Regions from separate parts of the Homo sapiens genome. Here region 1 is linked to region 2. A link is a loop called in an ENCODE intact Hi-C map of the cell type or tissue named here. Cell type or tissue: IMR-90. All regions are shown on one strand. Each heading gives the region's core, and the rest is flanking DNA. Links, peaks and the distances in the headings are about the cores only.

What was found. Peaks named below come from ENCODE experiments on the same cell type or tissue, not always from the same donor. Only the 100,000 strongest peaks of a DNase experiment are listed, where the experiment ranks them.
Region 1: a loop joins it to region 2, with 2.7 times the contacts of the local background. A loop is called at or near these places in 2 of 110 quality-filtered maps.

Annotation. Positions count from the first base shown.
Region 1 is chr3:64,287,338-64,295,681 of GRCh38, reverse strand. No RefSeq gene overlaps it. Among named protein-coding and RNA genes, the nearest start is that of PRICKLE2, 66 kb to the right of the region's middle. In IMR-90, for the core only: no CTCF peak of the experiment used is centred there; a DNase peak (open chromatin) is centred at 4,161; H3K27ac peaks cover 709 bases.
Region 2 is chr3:64,337,147-64,345,490 of GRCh38, reverse strand. No RefSeq gene overlaps it. Among named protein-coding and RNA genes, the nearest start is that of PRICKLE2-DT, 100 kb to the left of the region's middle. RefSeq lists an enhancer at 105-686. In IMR-90, for the core only: no CTCF peak of the experiment used is centred there; DNase peaks (open chromatin) are centred at 500, 1,200, 2,350 and 4,690; H3K4me3 peaks cover 509 bases; H3K27ac peaks cover 4,164 bases.

The DNA of each region.
Region 1 (8,344 bases), core at 99-8,098, 50 kb after region 2:
TGAGGCCGGGCATGGTGGCTCATGCCTGTAATCCCACCACTTTGGGAGGCTGAGGCGGGTGGATCACGAGGTCAGGAGATAGAGACCATCCTGGCTAAGACGGTGAAACCCTGTCTCTACTGAAAATGCAAAAAATTAGCCGGGCCTGGTGGCAGGTGCCTGTAGTCCCAGCTACTCAGGAGGCTGAAGCAGGAGAATGGTGTATTCCTGGGAGGAGGAGCGTGCAGTGAGCCTAGATCAGGCCACTGCACTCCAGCCTGGGCAACAGAGTGAGACTCCATCTCAAAAACAAACAAACAAAAAAGAAGTATTTGGAGTTGTGATCTACTCTTTCTCATTACATAAAGGGAGAATAAAAATGACCTCTTGTCAGCAACCTTAATCCCCGTTACCCTAATGTTTATCTCGCCATCTTTTGATATTTTATTACTTATCCTACCTTCTGAGGAGTAAAGTAGTAAAATGTGTTTTAGAAGGACCCCGTTGAGGTATTAATTGCCTCATTAGGAGAAAGCTGGTTCTTATACCAGTAACTTCTGGCACCAGGATTCACGAAATAAAAGTGTCCATTTGCTAATTTCCAGTTCAGCTATAGGCTAAATCCCATTACAACAAATCCTAACACAATAGAATCTTTACATGACAACAGGGTTTCCAAATCTCAGCCAAACAATGGTCTGCTCATTGCAGGCAACAATATCTTATGCCTAGATATGCATCAGAAGTTTTTCATAATGGAATTTGACCTGCAGTTATATTTGGAATCAGAAATTATGCTTTGAGAATGGTGATTCTGCACATGAATGCAAGGAGTAAAAGGACTTGAGTTTCTCTGAAATATGCTTTCAGTGAACCGGAGGAGCCCTATAATAACATGGTGAATCCTTGTAAGTATATAAGAGATTAGTAAAAGCCACTCATCAAAATGTGATCAATGGCTCAGGCTCCTATAATAAATGGTAGCTGCCAATCTCTTCTCCTGGCACCAAAGTTGCATTTTGGAAATATCTGTTGAATGAAGAAGAGACTAAAAACAACTTTGACTTGCGTTTCCATAGTTTCTGAATGGAAAAGTTCCACAGAATAGATTTGACTTTCCAAGGAGGCTGGATTTTAATCAGCATTGCAAACAAGCCCAATCTTTTATTAGTCTACTGTCAAAGGTTCTGAGAGTCCCTTATCACCCTCCACTCTGCTCCAGAGGTGCACAGCTGATGGAGCAGGACTATTGTCATGAACTCAGGAGTTGGTTCTATGGAACTTGATCAAGGGACCATTTGTAAAGCTGCTTTCAGCCCTATAAGGACCTTAGGGATGACATGGGAGTCTGTAGAATGTGAAAATGGATCTCCTCCCACAGGACTTGGAAGAAATCAGTTGTGTCTGCTGTTATCACCTGTGCTGAGATCAGAAAAAAATGAACCCATTACCTTACCCATCATGTGTAAATAAAAATATTACTAGTAATAATAACAATAATAATAGCAGCAAATTCTTATATAGCACTTTTCATGTCCCAAGCATGGAATGAAGACTTTATACATTTTCAGGTACTTTATAGACCGGGATGCCATGAGAGTAGTTACTGTTTTTCTCATTTTACAAGTGAGGAAACTGAGGGACAGGGAGGGTAAGTGTTCTATCCAAGGTCTCGCAGCTATTAAGTACCAGAGCTGGAATTGAACCCAAGCAGTTTGATTCCAGAATTCATATACTGAGCCATTTTCCTTCAGGGCACCTCATTGGCAAAACCTCTATATTGTGAGAGGGTGTCTCTCGGTTAAGTTACTGATTATGCATGTGTAGTCAATAAATATTCATTGAGTACTCACCAGGGCCCAGGCACTGAAATTACAGTAGTGAAGAAAAGTAGACAGGGTGGCTTCCCTCTTTTATGATAAATGGTCATGTTGAGGAAGGCTAGGAAAGAATGAAACTTGGTTCCACGGGGACCTTGAACAAAGGAACCTGCTTTAGACCAGGAAGAAGCAACACCTGTGCTGAGGTCCATAGGCAGGACAGGGAAATGGAGGGAAAATGGCTTTCCACAGATGTGGAACGGCATATGCAAAGGCCAAAGGGCAGTGGCATCTGGACCTTTCAAGGAACTGTAGCACAGGTAGTGAGAGGATGAGGCTGCAGAGATTGGCAGACCATTGAGGGCTCCATAGGTCATGTCGAGAAGTCTTGTCTGACGAGCAGTGGAAAACCAGTGGAAAGCCTTAAGGAGGATAGTAGAATGAATAGATTGGGCTTTGAAAACTCTCTTGTATCTCAGCAGAATGGATGGGTCACCAGGGAGGGTACCGGGAAATCAGTTAGGAGGCTCCTCTGCTAGACCAGACGAAAGACGAAGGCGGCTGGCACTAGAACGGTGGCAGTGATGATGCACAGGATAGAGCTGAGAGCTATTCTGGGGATAAAGTACGAAGGAGTACTGTGTGCCATCTCCTTTGTTAGGTGGTAAAGAAACAATGACATAGACAGTTATCCTGTCCTCAAAGGTTTTATAGCAGTGATTCCAACCAGGGGCAATTTTGCCTCCACCGTGCCCACCCCCTACCCCACACCGGGGACATTTGGCAAATGTCTGGAGATACATTTGCTTGTTACAACTAGAGGGTGGTGGGGTGGACAGAGGGTTTCTGCTGGCATCTACTGGGTAGAGGCCAGGGAGGCTGCTAAACATCCTGTAACGCATAAGAGAGCCCCCTTCAACAAAGCATGTCCTGGCCCCAAAGGTTCATAGTGCACAGGCGGAGGTGCCATAGTTTATCCATTGGATAGCAAGGCAGAGGAGTAGACAGTGCAGTGTAGAGGGCATGCTGAGGTCAAGTGGCTTCTGGGAGCACGGGGCACTTAACCCTGCCTGGGTTGGGGCAGAAGGGGAGACTGGAGGCTTCTGCTCTTAGCATAGGTTTGAGAGGGCACTGCAAAACTACTGAACAATACTTGAGTTCTGTTTAATGCAGATTAAGTTAGGTTCTGAGGTCTAAGGGTTCAAATCCATGCACTGTCTCCACTAGCTCTGTGATCTTTGATCTCACTGTGCCTCGGTTTCTTCCTCTCTATATTGGTTCTCCTTCATAACACATGTAGAAATGTGGGGAGATGAACGTAGATACTCCTCATGAAGGCTTGAGCACATGGCACCTTGCATATGGTAATCACTCAATGAATGCCCATGATAAACACCATTTTCCTCAGTTGCCTGGTTTACCTCATTTTTATTTTCTCCAAATTCTCCTGAATAAGTGGAGGACATGAAACTGCTTGGCTACAGCACCTTCACAAAACCAGTTCTTAAACCTCTTTTGCCGAGTTCCCTGCCAACTGCGAGAAGCCCCTTTCCTGCTCATACCAGGAAAAGTGAAAGAGAAGAAAAAGTGCAATTCCTGTTGATTTAATTCCTGTATTCAGATTTTTTATGGGAACATCTGATGGAAAAGTTGAGACTTTGCAATGGGATGCATGGCCTTTACTCAGAGTTGAGCAATAAATGTGCTCCCTAATGCGAGAGTGGGCTAATCTGTGGAGCAAAATAGTCCAGTTACAGAATGGCTGTCCAGCATATTTAATCATCGTGTAGGAATTGGCTCAGAAGTTCTTGAGAATTTGAGGCATCCCAGTCTGTTAATGTGCTAAAGCCAGTTGCATTTATGCAATCGTGTTTACTGAAAAACAAGGCCAATTCTTTATAACTCCCCAAAGATCTTACTGCATTTAAATCTTTTACATTTGATTTATTTATACAAAAGGGATTTTTCTTTTCTTTTTTTTGGGGGGGTGGGGGGTGAATTTCCACTGTCCCCTTCAATATTGGGCCCACCATTTGAAAATGATGTTAAGACTGAGACGTAATCTTCTGACCTCAAGAAAAAAAAAATGTTGGACGAGGTTGGCAAACGGTATTACTGTGAATCTGCTGCTTGCTACCAGTGAAAGAGGAGTTGGCTGGGCTTGCCTTCCAAGGTGGAGAAGGTATTCAGTTTTCTTCTAGCAAATCAGAAAACATATCCATCTCAGTGGTGTAGCTACTGTACACTAGATCATGGGTTGGCAAACTGTGGCCCATGGGCCAAATCTGGCCCTCAGCCTATTATTGTAAAAATGAGTCTCTGAAACACAGCCATGCTTAGTCATTTGTGTGTCATCCATGCCTGCTTCCGTGGCAAAGTTGAGTGGTTGCAACAGAGACCACACGGCCCTAAAAGCCCAACATGCTTTTCCTTTTTGGCCTTGCAGAAAAAGTTTGCCAATCCCTGCTCCAGAAGACTGCTTCTCATACTCTAACGTGCCCAAGAATCACCTGCAGACCCTCATTCAGTAGGGCTGAGGATCTGCATTTCTAAATGCTCCCAGGCAGTGCCAATTCTGATGGTTCCCTGGACCACACTTTGAGTAGCAAGATTCTAGAAATTCACTAGGTCGATGGGATATTTTTCTTACAGGAGGCAAATGGGTGGTGGTTGAGAGCACTGGGTTCAAGTCCCATTCCTGTCATCGTGGCAGGTTACCTAACGTCCCTAAGCTTTGCATTGCTGCTGTATAAAACAAAGAGGTGCTGTCTACAAAGTGCTTAGCACAGGGCGTGGCCTGCAGCATGGATTTCGTACTTGTTGGCAGCTGATAGACTGGGCCTACCCTGAGACATGTTACATTACCACATATTAATCAGCCCCAATCCCTACTGTGGCCTTCACACCAGCCCTTGGAGGCTACCTTACAAGCAGAGGTTTTTATGAGTTTTCTGAGCCCCTGGAGGGCAGTTTTTCTTTAAAGGAAAGATTATTTACAGGTGGCTTTGGTTTTAAAAATTAACATTCAATTAATTAACCAATTCTTCCTAAAGTTCAACATTCAGTCTTACTATTCTATCACATTTATAAATCTTCAGTCTGCGTTTACAAACATAAGTAACTCTTTATATTTTGAGATGCATTCATAAACACAAAGCAATTGGTTTCTTTTTAAATCATCTGGCTTGGCTTCTTCCTTCCCCAAGGAAAACATCTTTTCCTGTCTCTTTTAATAATTATTATAATTCTCATAAATCAAACTTATAAATGTGGTGAACATTGACCTAAATATCCTAAAACTATATGTAAATTTCATGAGATTTTTTTTAGTTTCAAATAAGCCTGTACTCCTTACTCAAGTAAACTGGAATAACAAGATGTTTTAAATTGAAATAACAAAAACAACCGGTAATTTGGATGGGCCAAATTCTCTTAAATGTTAAAGTGATTAAGTGCAAAATATTTATAGATTTCATAACACAAACAATATAAAGTTTTGTAATAGGCTTCCCTTAGACATGTCTGTACCTCATTGTAAATCTTTCTGAGGTCAAAAGGTGCTTATTCACTAAGGAAACACTTGTCTTCTAAGGATACCTCGTCAGCTGGTTGAGATTGCACGATGATTGAAAACTTCAGGTGCAACGCAAACTGGATTCTTGTCCTTAATGCTGTTGGGATACCCTGAGTCCTATTTATATTTACTATGTCGTTGACTTCATAAATTAATAAAGTGAGTGGTCAGATAGATAGCCTGTGACCCTTAGATTTAAGCTAGATGTTATAGAAGTCTGGAGCACTCCAGGCTACTCTGTATTTCCTGCATGGGGTTTGCATTTCTTTGTCTCTTAAAGTATCTAAATGTCATGCCAGCTAACTTTAATGACCTTTGAGATTGTTGGAAAATGGCACCTTTTCAAAAACTTTCTCTCTTAGGGCCACACATTTTCTAGATATTATTTCTAGATATTAAAGTGAGAGCCTGTTTAACTTTGGATATCTTGACTCACATGTTGTCACAGCTTCTAAGATTTTTTCTGCCAGTGGGGTTGATTCCCAGTGGGGTTGTTAAACTCCTGTGGTGTTGAAGGCTATCACAACAGTTCAATATTATTCATGTGGTGTCTTTGTCTAACCTAATTATATAGTGGAAAAGTATTCTAGTTACAGTTGTTTGAAACTGTCTAGATTGTGCTATCTAATTCTTTCATTTTAAAGAAGACAAAAGACAGATGTTCACTGTTCAAGTTCAAAGTCAGGCGGAAAAGACCTAAGATATGCCCAGGTTTGTGTTAGATGAAGTGGTTGAGTCTTGGCTTGGGAGACCAATGCTATCCACAACCTCCTCTTTTCATATCCTAATTTTCTATAGACAGTTGTCATAATTTCTATGACAGCAATGATGCAAGACAGTTATTTAAATTTTTGCCTATGTTTTATTATTTGGAAATGTGAGCGTGTCTTAGATTATATTGCCATAATTCATTTGAAAGATATTTGTGTAAAAGATACTATTACTCCAGTTTTGGCCATTTGAAAAATGCTTGGATTGGGTACCTGATTTAGATGTTACCACTGAAAACTGCTTTTCTGGAATTGAGTTGAACTTCAGGTGCACACTGTAACATTTATTCGTTTCTGTTACAAAAATGTACTTCACTGATATATAATCTTATGAGCTAAGGCTTTCCAAGGAAAGAGTACTTTGTATCTTGCCATTATATTTACCTAAGGAGGGCACATCTCTGCAACCAAAAGCAAACCCAATTTTGTGTGGAATTCACACTTAAGTATCTCTTGCCTAACAAAGCTTTCTCTGTTGGGTATGGATTTATTTTTTAGTTAAGAGTAAAAGAAAGTTTTTAGGCATTTATGTTTGGTGGTTCCAGAAGTTGAACCTGTCAATGTTGTTATGGGTAACAAATACAACCCTATTTCCTTGAAAGAATAAAGAAATGAAGCCATTACCTTCTGTTCATGGTTACGATTAAAACTGCTGTGGTGTGGTCAATCTCTTTATCTTTTTTTGCAACATGTTTATCCACAATTGACAATTTTAAACAATGAAAGATTCTTTCAAACGATATAGGCACAGTTGTGTTGCACGTGTTGTAAATTTTTGTAGAATGCCAAGACACTTGACTTTCTCCCTTTCTCAGGAATCCATCTACCTTGCATTTGAATTTCACACTACCCTACCTGAGTTCTTGCTTGGGCCTCAGTGTTGTTCTTGTTCTTGTTTTTATTGAAGCACTTGAGAATGAAATCAACCTTTAAAATTTTCATTAAGGTTCTAGATATAGTCATTGCTCCTCAGAGTATTTGAATGTTCTATAGTTCTGGGAGCTTTAAAAAATGATTGAAGTGCAGTTGAACAAAAATAAAGAGAGATGATTTAGTAAATCTTAAAAAGAGGTCAACCTTATCATTTTGACTTGAGTTCCAAATTCAAGCTCCCAAGTTAGCATTTGGTACTTAAAAGCACAATGGTGATAATTAGGATCTGACTCTAGTTCTTACAGACTAGTAACGACTTTCTGTTTAGCTAGAATCTTTTAGAATCCTCTCTGATCTACTTGCTCCTATCTGTCTTCTATGCCATGTCATCAATGCCATCATTATAGGTAATAATAGTAAATCTGTATTTCTCTGAGTAAGTTCCCATTCTGAGTGCAACTTTCCTAAGAACAGTGTCAGGGAGGGAAGACTTTCCCTCTACCCTCTGAGGGTTCAATAATTGAGTTTATGAAATAAACTGACAATAGGCAGATTAACAAGAATAAAGATATGCATGTGCATGAGGGCACCACGTGAAAGAAAAGTGAATATCCCAAACCCAGTGATATTTGAAAGCTTATATACCCTTTCCTTAGGGAAGAGGATAGGTGGTGGTGGGCGACGTAGGAGAGAGTAAGTGATTCTTGGGAAAGATGAGTAGGCCTTCCGAAGAACAGGCTGTGACAAAAATCTGTCTGGGTGTGGTATCACCTGGAGGTCTCTTCTCCTGTAAGCCAAAGTTCCCTGGTTGGTGAGATTCCCTGGGAGAGGATTTATGACAATTGACTCCCTTTTGCAGTATCTGTCTTCAGACAACTAAAGAGGAGCCCAGAGAAAGCCCCTTCTTATATCCACTGTCTCCCAAGTGCCCTCAGTTTGAAATCATCAGCATACCAAAGTGACATATTTGCGGTAGTATCTCCTGAACTCCTTCAGCAGTAACTGTTTCCTAGCTTAGTTTTATCCACTAATTTCATCTCTGTTCATTCAATGAATCAATAAATATTTGAGTACCTTCTATGTTCCAGGTGCTGGGCTGGATCTGGGGTTGAAGTGATGGATAAGTGTGGGCACTGCTACCATGTGGTTTTATATTCTGGAAGGGAAGACCAACATGGAACAGATAACCATGGGATCATTTAGCCACAGCTGTGATGAGCAAATACCATATGGTGCTTAGTACAATGACATTCACTTGCAGACCGTATGATTAAGAATTATGGGTAACCATCGGAGAGGAACTTCTGAGATCCACTTAGTTCAATTTA
Region 2 (8,344 bases), core at 90-8,089:
GGCACTCTTTATATAACTGGAAAATACTGATCCCAATTAGTGACAGATGAAAGACCAAGAGGGAAAGGCTGTGTTGCTTTATTCAAAGGAACTTAAGGGGTTCATGCAAAGGTGTAGGGGTGGGGTGGAGAGGAAGAGGGAAAGAGAGGCAGAGAATAGAAAAGGAGCAGATTGTGGGTGATGGAATAACATTTTGGAACCAAGGAAACGGGGATTTAGCATCATAGGTGCCAGTTATCTGTCTTCTTGACTCCTAGCATTCTTCAAGGTAATAACCTTTCCAGGCCAACTGGTCTTATGCATTAGCTCTTTGGAAGACAAACATTCTTGGGCTTTCTGAAATGCCAGTGATTGGAGCTGACCTCCCCAGGAGCAGGAGCTCAGCCTTTGTGTCATGCTGAGCCCCCAGGTGGGTTGGTGAGCTGTGATGCATGCACAGTTGGGGAAGGAGGCCCTAACTCCTGAGCTTGGCAGCCATTTGTGAACTCAGCAGCTTGTAATCCTTCCTGCCTTTGGAAGTGACTCACCTACACATCGGGAGAGCATGTTAGGCGAGCCTGGCCTCTTCTCCGAGAATAAATATTTGACCTGTTGATGTTCTCCAGGCGTCTTCCTAATTAGGAAACTCAGACAGATCTCTAAGAACAAAACCAAACATGGCTTCCCATTGCAGGGCAAAGCCCCTTTCACTTGTGTTAAATACCAAAGCCTGCAGCATACAGATTGTTGGTGTCTCAAAGGCATCTTTTAGGCTCATCTCCTGTGAAAAAATGTAACAGTGGCATTTTCATTTGCTTCCACTGGGAAAAGAGAACTTCCCGTATCAAGACCAAATGTTTATCGGGTAAAAAGTTTCCTTTGTTTACCATTCTTTGGACAATGTCTGCCTGTAGTTGTAGATGCTTGCAGGACAGACAAATATATCTTTTCAGGTGGTGAGGTAGCTGACCTCTAAATTAATTGACCCATGAGGGATGATGCTTTTTTCTAACACTTTGCATGCCTGGGGGTGCTGTAAAAATAGCCTCTTGTTCACGCTGAAGCTCCCTGGAAGGTTTTTAAATTGAGTGAACTGAAGAATTTACAATAGTTAGGTCATGGAGGGGGTTTTTTAATTGTATGATGTAGCTGAGAAGATATCTGTAAGAGGAACTCAGACATCTGAATCACAGACTAAATGGGACACTCAATGTGCTCATCTTGTCATGTGTGGTTTGGGGTTCAGACTCCTCTACTTCAAGTTACTGTTCTTTAGCCAGCAGTTTCCTCTGGATGAAAACCAGCCTTCCCCCCACTCTCCCTGTCATGTCAACAGGAAGATATTTTACATTAAGAAAAGATTCCTGGGAAATGAAGAAAGAGAGCTGGGAGTTGGGCTGAAAAACTGCAAACGGTTCTTGAATCAAGTGATTTTTGTCTTTCTGTCTGGTTGGCAAGGTGACTTCACCCACATCCCACTCACACATTCATCCGAGAGTAAGTCCAAGCTAAGGATACAAAAGGCAGTCTGTGGCAACACGTTCCATAGAACAGCTACGATGAACATTAAACATGTTTAATTATCAGCCCAGATGTATATCCTGTGTGTTGGATAGCGCAAATCTAGCAGAGGAGGGATGAGAAACAGGCTCTTCTCCATGGTTAATAATGTCATATCTATCTTTGGGTAGCATCTGATTACAACCGTGTCTATTATTTAAAAGGTTCTTTAAAAAAACATGACCACAGGGGAAAATGGAGTGGCTGTTCTCTTCCTGCCGTCTGCAGATTATGTTTTAATCATGCCGCATCTAAAGATGCAGCGTTTTCTCATGAAATTTGTCAAAACTAATAAGGCGATTTTCTAACCTATGGTAACCCCACTTAAGTAATTTATGTAATTACTTAGGACAACCCAGGCCTGCTCTAGGTTTTTAGGCCATGTTATTCTTTTTCTTTATTCCCTTCAAGACCTACTTGGGATGAACCAATACCCCTAGGTTAAGCACTTCCACTCGAATCTTGTAAATGTATGTGCAGCTGCATTTTCAAGGGATGAAAACATTGCTGTTTAGACGTTAGGTTCATTTATATAGAAGGAGATTTTAATGAGAACAGCTTAGAGGGCATGATACTTTTAGGGTCTGGGGAGAGAGTTAAATGAGAGAGAAGCAAGACCTCCTTGAAGCTGCCATAGTCCTAGAAATCTAGACTACTAAGCTGTGAAGGTATTTAGCCAAGCCTGGGGTGGTGGAGGGGCAGGGGGGCAGAGGGTTGTTGGGGGAGCTTGCAGGGAAGAAAGCATTCTTGTCAGACTGTACTCTGTGGAAGCCTGGGGCCCTACATGTTCCCTGAATGGGTAATGACTCATGGTGGCATACCAAAACTCAAAGCAAGGGTCAGCAAACTGTAGCCCGTTTTTGTAAATAAAGTTTCATTGGAACACAGCCATGTGATTTGTTTCATTATCATATGTGGCAGCTATTGCGTTACAGTGGCAGGACTGAGTAGTTGTAACAGAGACCATATGACCTCCAGAGTTAAAAAGATTTACTATCTGACCCTGAAAAGAAAGAGTTTGCTAACCCTTGAACTAAAAGGCTGGATTTTCAACTTATAGGCCACAATTTCCCAAGGGCATCCATTGATGGGCATCAGTGTAATGAATCTCCTGAAGTTATATGCAGAATATTTTATATGTGCACATGCCCACATAGGATTTTCTGGCGAGAGAGTGCATGGATTATAATAGGTTTTCCAACGTGTCTATGATCCTAAGATGAAGATCCTTAACTTGAAAGGATATGCAAATTTTACCCCAGTTTACACTCTTGACTTCTGCTTTCCCTTGTATTCTTTTTTTATCCTAAACTCTTTAGGATCCTGCTAAGTAATTGGTCTGAAAAATAAATTATATCTGAAGTCTAACAGGAAAGTATTTTATTCCATAAGAACAGTTTTATCTTAACCAGGGCCTTTCATGCTAGAACCTTAAGGTGTATGTTATAGGGACAGCATGAGAAACTAGATCACGGATGGGGTGGGAGAGGGGGCTGCATGGCCAGGAAACTGCTGGCTGGAGGGGTGTGGAAGTTTGCATCCTGCCTAAGGAGACAGTAAGGGCAGTTATCTTCCTGGACAAATAAGGACATAAAACCATAACAGTAGCTTCTTTTTAACAATGTGTAAGGCAATATGCTGAGCATGTTATATGAAATATCTGACTTCATGCTCAACATCCCAGCAAATGGATGTCTGTAATATTAGAACAGTGGCCAGCACAAAGTATGCACAATGTAATTGTTAGTGATTATCCTTTATCATCCTCAGCCTCACCATTCCCATTTATCATTTGAGGAAATTGAGGCTCAGACTTGTTCAAGATTTCCCAGCACCTAAATAACAAAGGAGGAACTGGAAGTTGGGTCTGTCAGTTTCAGAGAAACTGGAAGCCAAGTCTGTTCAATTCCAAAGTTTTCACCTTTTAAAAAACCCTATTCTGACCAACTCCACATACCCCAGTATGTGAGTCCTCTTTCAAAAGGCACCCAGAAAGGCTCCTGTGATAGTGGTGTTAAGAGACACATCTTCTCCCACATTTCCACCTTATCTCACTTCCTTGAGAACCTTACCTTGAGTATCTTGGTTCCAAACCAGTGGGTCTCAAGCCTCGCTGTCCATCAATGTCACCTCGGACAGATTCTCAGTTACCATGCCAGGACCTTCTGCATCAAAACCTCTGGGGGCGGGCCCTGGAAATCTGTGTATTTCATAAACCTCAGTGGGTAGTTATGTTCTGGCCAGCCAAGCATTGGTCCATCAGCTGCCACTTGGACATCCCTATTCTAGATGCCACCTAGACTCTGGCCATGTAAGGCCATGGGGGTGAGGGTGGGAGTGTGTAACTGCTGCTAAGAGCTGACTGCTTGAACCAAGGTGACTCACCCCCCTTTTGGAAACAGGCAAGATGTTCCCTCTTTGCAGTTGGGTCCTCCTGTCCAAACAGAGCCAGCAGTCTGTGGGTGGTCCCAGGCATGCAGGAGGGCTCCCTTCTGGCAGAGCCAAGAAAGAACAGGCTGAGATGCAGTTGGTTCTTAGGAAAGGAATAGAGAAAGGTGGGGGTGGTTGGCCCAGAAACAGCAGGATTAGGAAGTCATTCGGAACTCCAACTGGAGCTGGAGGAGGAAGAATTTTTGTTTTTTCCTTTAGGCCTCATTTTAAGGTCTTTACTACATCTTCATTTAATTCATAAGAGCCATGGAAGTTTAGAACTGTCCTGAAAAAAAAAAAAAAAGAGAGAAAGTAAAGAAACGCACATTATAACAAATTATAGCCCTGTAGTTTAAATCCTCGCAGGTCTAAATTACGTACTGACTGAAAAAATGAGAGGAGAAGTCCACGGGGTTGGAAATGGCTGTGGAACACAGCAGGCGAGCTTGCCAGATTCTCCATGAGAAATCTGCACCCCTCTCAAAACAATTAGAGCAAGTTGCTCTGTGTGTGCGTGTTTGTGTATGTACGTATTTGCTAGTCTGCACTGGTCTTTTGCGGGGGTCGGAGCAATTAACCTTGTTTTTCCTTTTAGCTAGAGGTCTGGAAAGAACTTGCAGCATTTAAAATTTGGAAAGTACACAGGGAACAGACGTATTTATGTTAAACTCGATATTTGAGAGTCTTCTTTCCTCCGAAGCAACATGAGTAACTACCAGTGGGAACTGACTACTTTGAGTCATGCATGTAGATTTCTGTCTGGCTTTTCCTGGTGAGCTGATGTCCTTGGAATCTCAGGGGTATATGAAAATGTCATTCCTAGCGTTTTGCTAAAGCGCTCTTCCCCTGCGTTAACTCATGCAGTGGGGGATGTCATCAGTGAAGTGTAAATTGCCCATAATATCTCGGCTAATTAAATTATTAGACAAGTAAGATCCTTTCACAGTCTAACTTCTCTAAATTATTTGCTGCTCAAACCCATCCAGATAGAAAGTTTGGATTGGGATGCAATCTCATGTTCTATTAGTATATGGATTTAAGAAGAGATGGCGGATGGAGTCAGCCTAATTAAAATGAAAATCTCATTAGGTGAGGAGAAAGAGAGAAATTCAGTGTCACACTTGTACTACATTAACAATCACTTCTCTCCCAACCATCTTCCTTTGGCTGAATTGTTCTTATTTAGAGACCAAGACACAAGCTCAGTTGGCTTGCTGGCTTCTCTGCCCCCTTGGGGAAGGGGGACCAAACTAGAAGCTTGACTCTTCCATAGAGAGTATTAGAAAATTCCAGGGAGAACTGGCTTCAGAGCTGGTGGCTGTGTTAATTATAGCCCAGGGCCTGGAGGGACCTCATTGCCTGGCCACTCATCATCATATTCATTTTTCCTCAAGAATAAAAATATTTCTGTTTTTAACAGCAGGCAGGTACAGAAGTGGGGCTGGGCCAGGCTTAAGGGGAGCGACTGAGCTCCAGCCTCTGACCTGAATCATTAGAACTGTCTTTAGGATGGGTAAATAATGGAAGTGGCCCTAGGCCCTTATTTTTATCCAACAGCTTTATTGAGATATTATATATTTCACGTACCATACAGCTCACCCATATAAAGTATACAACTCAACGTTTTTTGGTGTATTCCCGTGGTTGTTCAACTGTCACCATTAACTCCAGAACATTTTTATCACCCAGTGACTAGCATTCACAGCCAGGCACAGTGGCTTATGCCTGTGATCGCAGCACTTTGGGAGGCCGAGGTGGGAGGATCACCCAAGGTCAGGAGTTTGAGACCAGCCTGACTAATGGTGAAACCCCCTCTCTACTAAAAATACAAAAATTAGCCAGGTGTGGTGGCAGGTGCCTGTAATCCCAGCTACTCAGGAGGCTGAGGCAGGAGAATTGCTTGAATCTGGGAGCCAGAGGTTGCCGTGAGCCAAGATGGCACCACTGCACTCCAGCCTGGGTGACAGAGCAAGACTCCAACTCAAAGAAAAAAAAAAAGATTAGCATTCACTTTTCCCTCCACCTCTCCGTCCCTGAGCCCTAGGCAGTCCCCAATCTACTTTCTTTCTCTATGGATTTGCCTATTCTGGACATTTTGTATAAATTGAATCATACAATATTCAGTCTTTTGTGACTGGCTTCTTTCATTTAGCATAGTTTTCAAGGTTCAACCAAGTTGGAGCCTGTATCAATATGTCATTCCTTTTTATTGCTGAATAATATTTCATTGGATGGATATACCACACTTTGTTTATTCAAGTGTTGGTGGGCATTTGGGTTGTTTCTGCTTTTCAGCTATGATGAATAATGCTGCCATAAATATTCATATATAGGTTTTTGCATAAACATATGTTTTCTTTTCTCTTGGATATATTTCCTGGAGTAAAATTCCTGGGTCATATAGTAACTCCATTTATAACATCCTGGGGTCAAACTGTTCCAAAGTGGCTGTACCATTTTACATTCCCATCTGCAATGTGTGAAGGTTGCCAGTTCTCTGTATCGTCACTAATCCTTGTTATGGTCTGTCTTTTGATTATAACCATCCTAATGGTTGTGAAGTCACATCTCACTGTGGTTTTGATTTGTATTTCCCTGATGGCTAATGATATTGAGCATCTTTTTATGTACTTATTGGCCATTATATATCTTATTTTTCTGAGAAATGTCTGTTCAGATTCTTTGTCCATTTTTGAGTCATTTATCTTTTTATTGTTTTAAAGTTTTTTTGTATATTCTACATTCAAATCCTATATGAGATATATGCTTTGCAAATATTTTATCCCCTTCTATGGATTATCTTCTCACTTTCTTGATGGTATCCTTTGAAGGACAGATGTTTTTAATCATTATGAAGCCCAAGTGATCTATATTTTTTTGTCACTTGTGATTTAGGGTCATATCTAAGGAACCATTGGCTATCCCAAGGTTATATAGATTTACTCCTTTATTTTCTTCTAGAAATTTTACAGTTTTAGCTCTTATATTTAGGTCTGTAATCCATTTTGAGTTAATTTTTATGTATGGTGTGAGAAAGGGGTTCAACTTCTTTATTTTGCATGTGGATGTCCAGTTGTCTCAAAACCATTTATTGAAAAGATTATTATTTCTGCCATTTAATTATCTAGATACTTTTTCCAAAAATCAATGGACAACAGATACATGGGTTCATTTCTGGTCTCTCATTTATATTCCATTGATCCGTATGTCTGTCCTTATTTCAGTGCCACACTGTCTGTATTATTATAGGTTTGTAGTAAGTTTTGAAATAGAGAAATGTGACTCTTCCTGTCTTGCTCTTCTATTTCAAGATTGTTTTGGCTACTCTGGGTCCCTTGAATGTCCATATGAATTTTGTCAATTTCGGCCAAAAAGAAATCGATTTGTATTTTCACCCATGCTCCAAATTTAAGATGATCCCAAATTTGTTTTCTGTAGGTGGGAACTCGGGTAGGTGGTTCAGAGAGAGCCTAAAGAAAATGGGACATGAAAGATGAGCAGCTGCCTTTTCTTGCTAAGGTTAATGCTTGCACATGCACACACATGTGTGCATACATATGCACACATACCTCTCAGCCTCCTTCATGCAGGTAGGTCCAAATTTTCCTTTACCTTCACTGTCACCTGAATGAGACTATGAGCACACAACCTGCTATTGTGCGTGTGTTGGGAGTAATATCATTGTTCCCATTTTACAGACCATATGAGTCTTAAGTGAGATGACGTAAATAGTTTATTACACTGTCTGGCATACAGTGAGCACTTGATACTTGTTTGCTGTTGCTGTTGTTATTGTTTTCATGAGTGGTATCAGTCTCAAGGAAGCAGCAAGTCCTTATACAAAATAGGGACTTCAGTAGATAGTCTTTCTTTATATGACATAGGAAATCCTTCTCTTTGCCTGCTCTTGAATTTCCTCTTAAGCTCAGACATTAAGAAATCTAGAGCAAACATCTCAAATTTTAGAGTATAAGAATAACTTGGGGAACTTATTAAAATGAAGATGCCGGAGTGGGGCATGAGATCCTATATCTCTAACAAGCTGCTGGGTGATGCCAGTCTGAGCAGTAAGGTGGCAGATGTCCTGGCGGCCCACCAAGGTAAGATGTGTTCCAGGTGGTCTCTGCCACTGGGGCAGAATGGAGACCAGGAGGAAAGACTTGAGTCAAGTGAAGGTGAGAAAGCAACACCTTGAGACTTGGATTATCCAGTTTGTTGTGACTGAGATAGTTTTCCTTTTGCCATCCTGCATTTTTTGATAAGCATTGCCTGAGCCAAGGGTCTCCAAACTCTTTAAATTGCACTCTCTCTCTCTCAGTAGAAAATATTTGAACATAGGCTACCAATCCATGTATATTTACTTATCCATAAATTA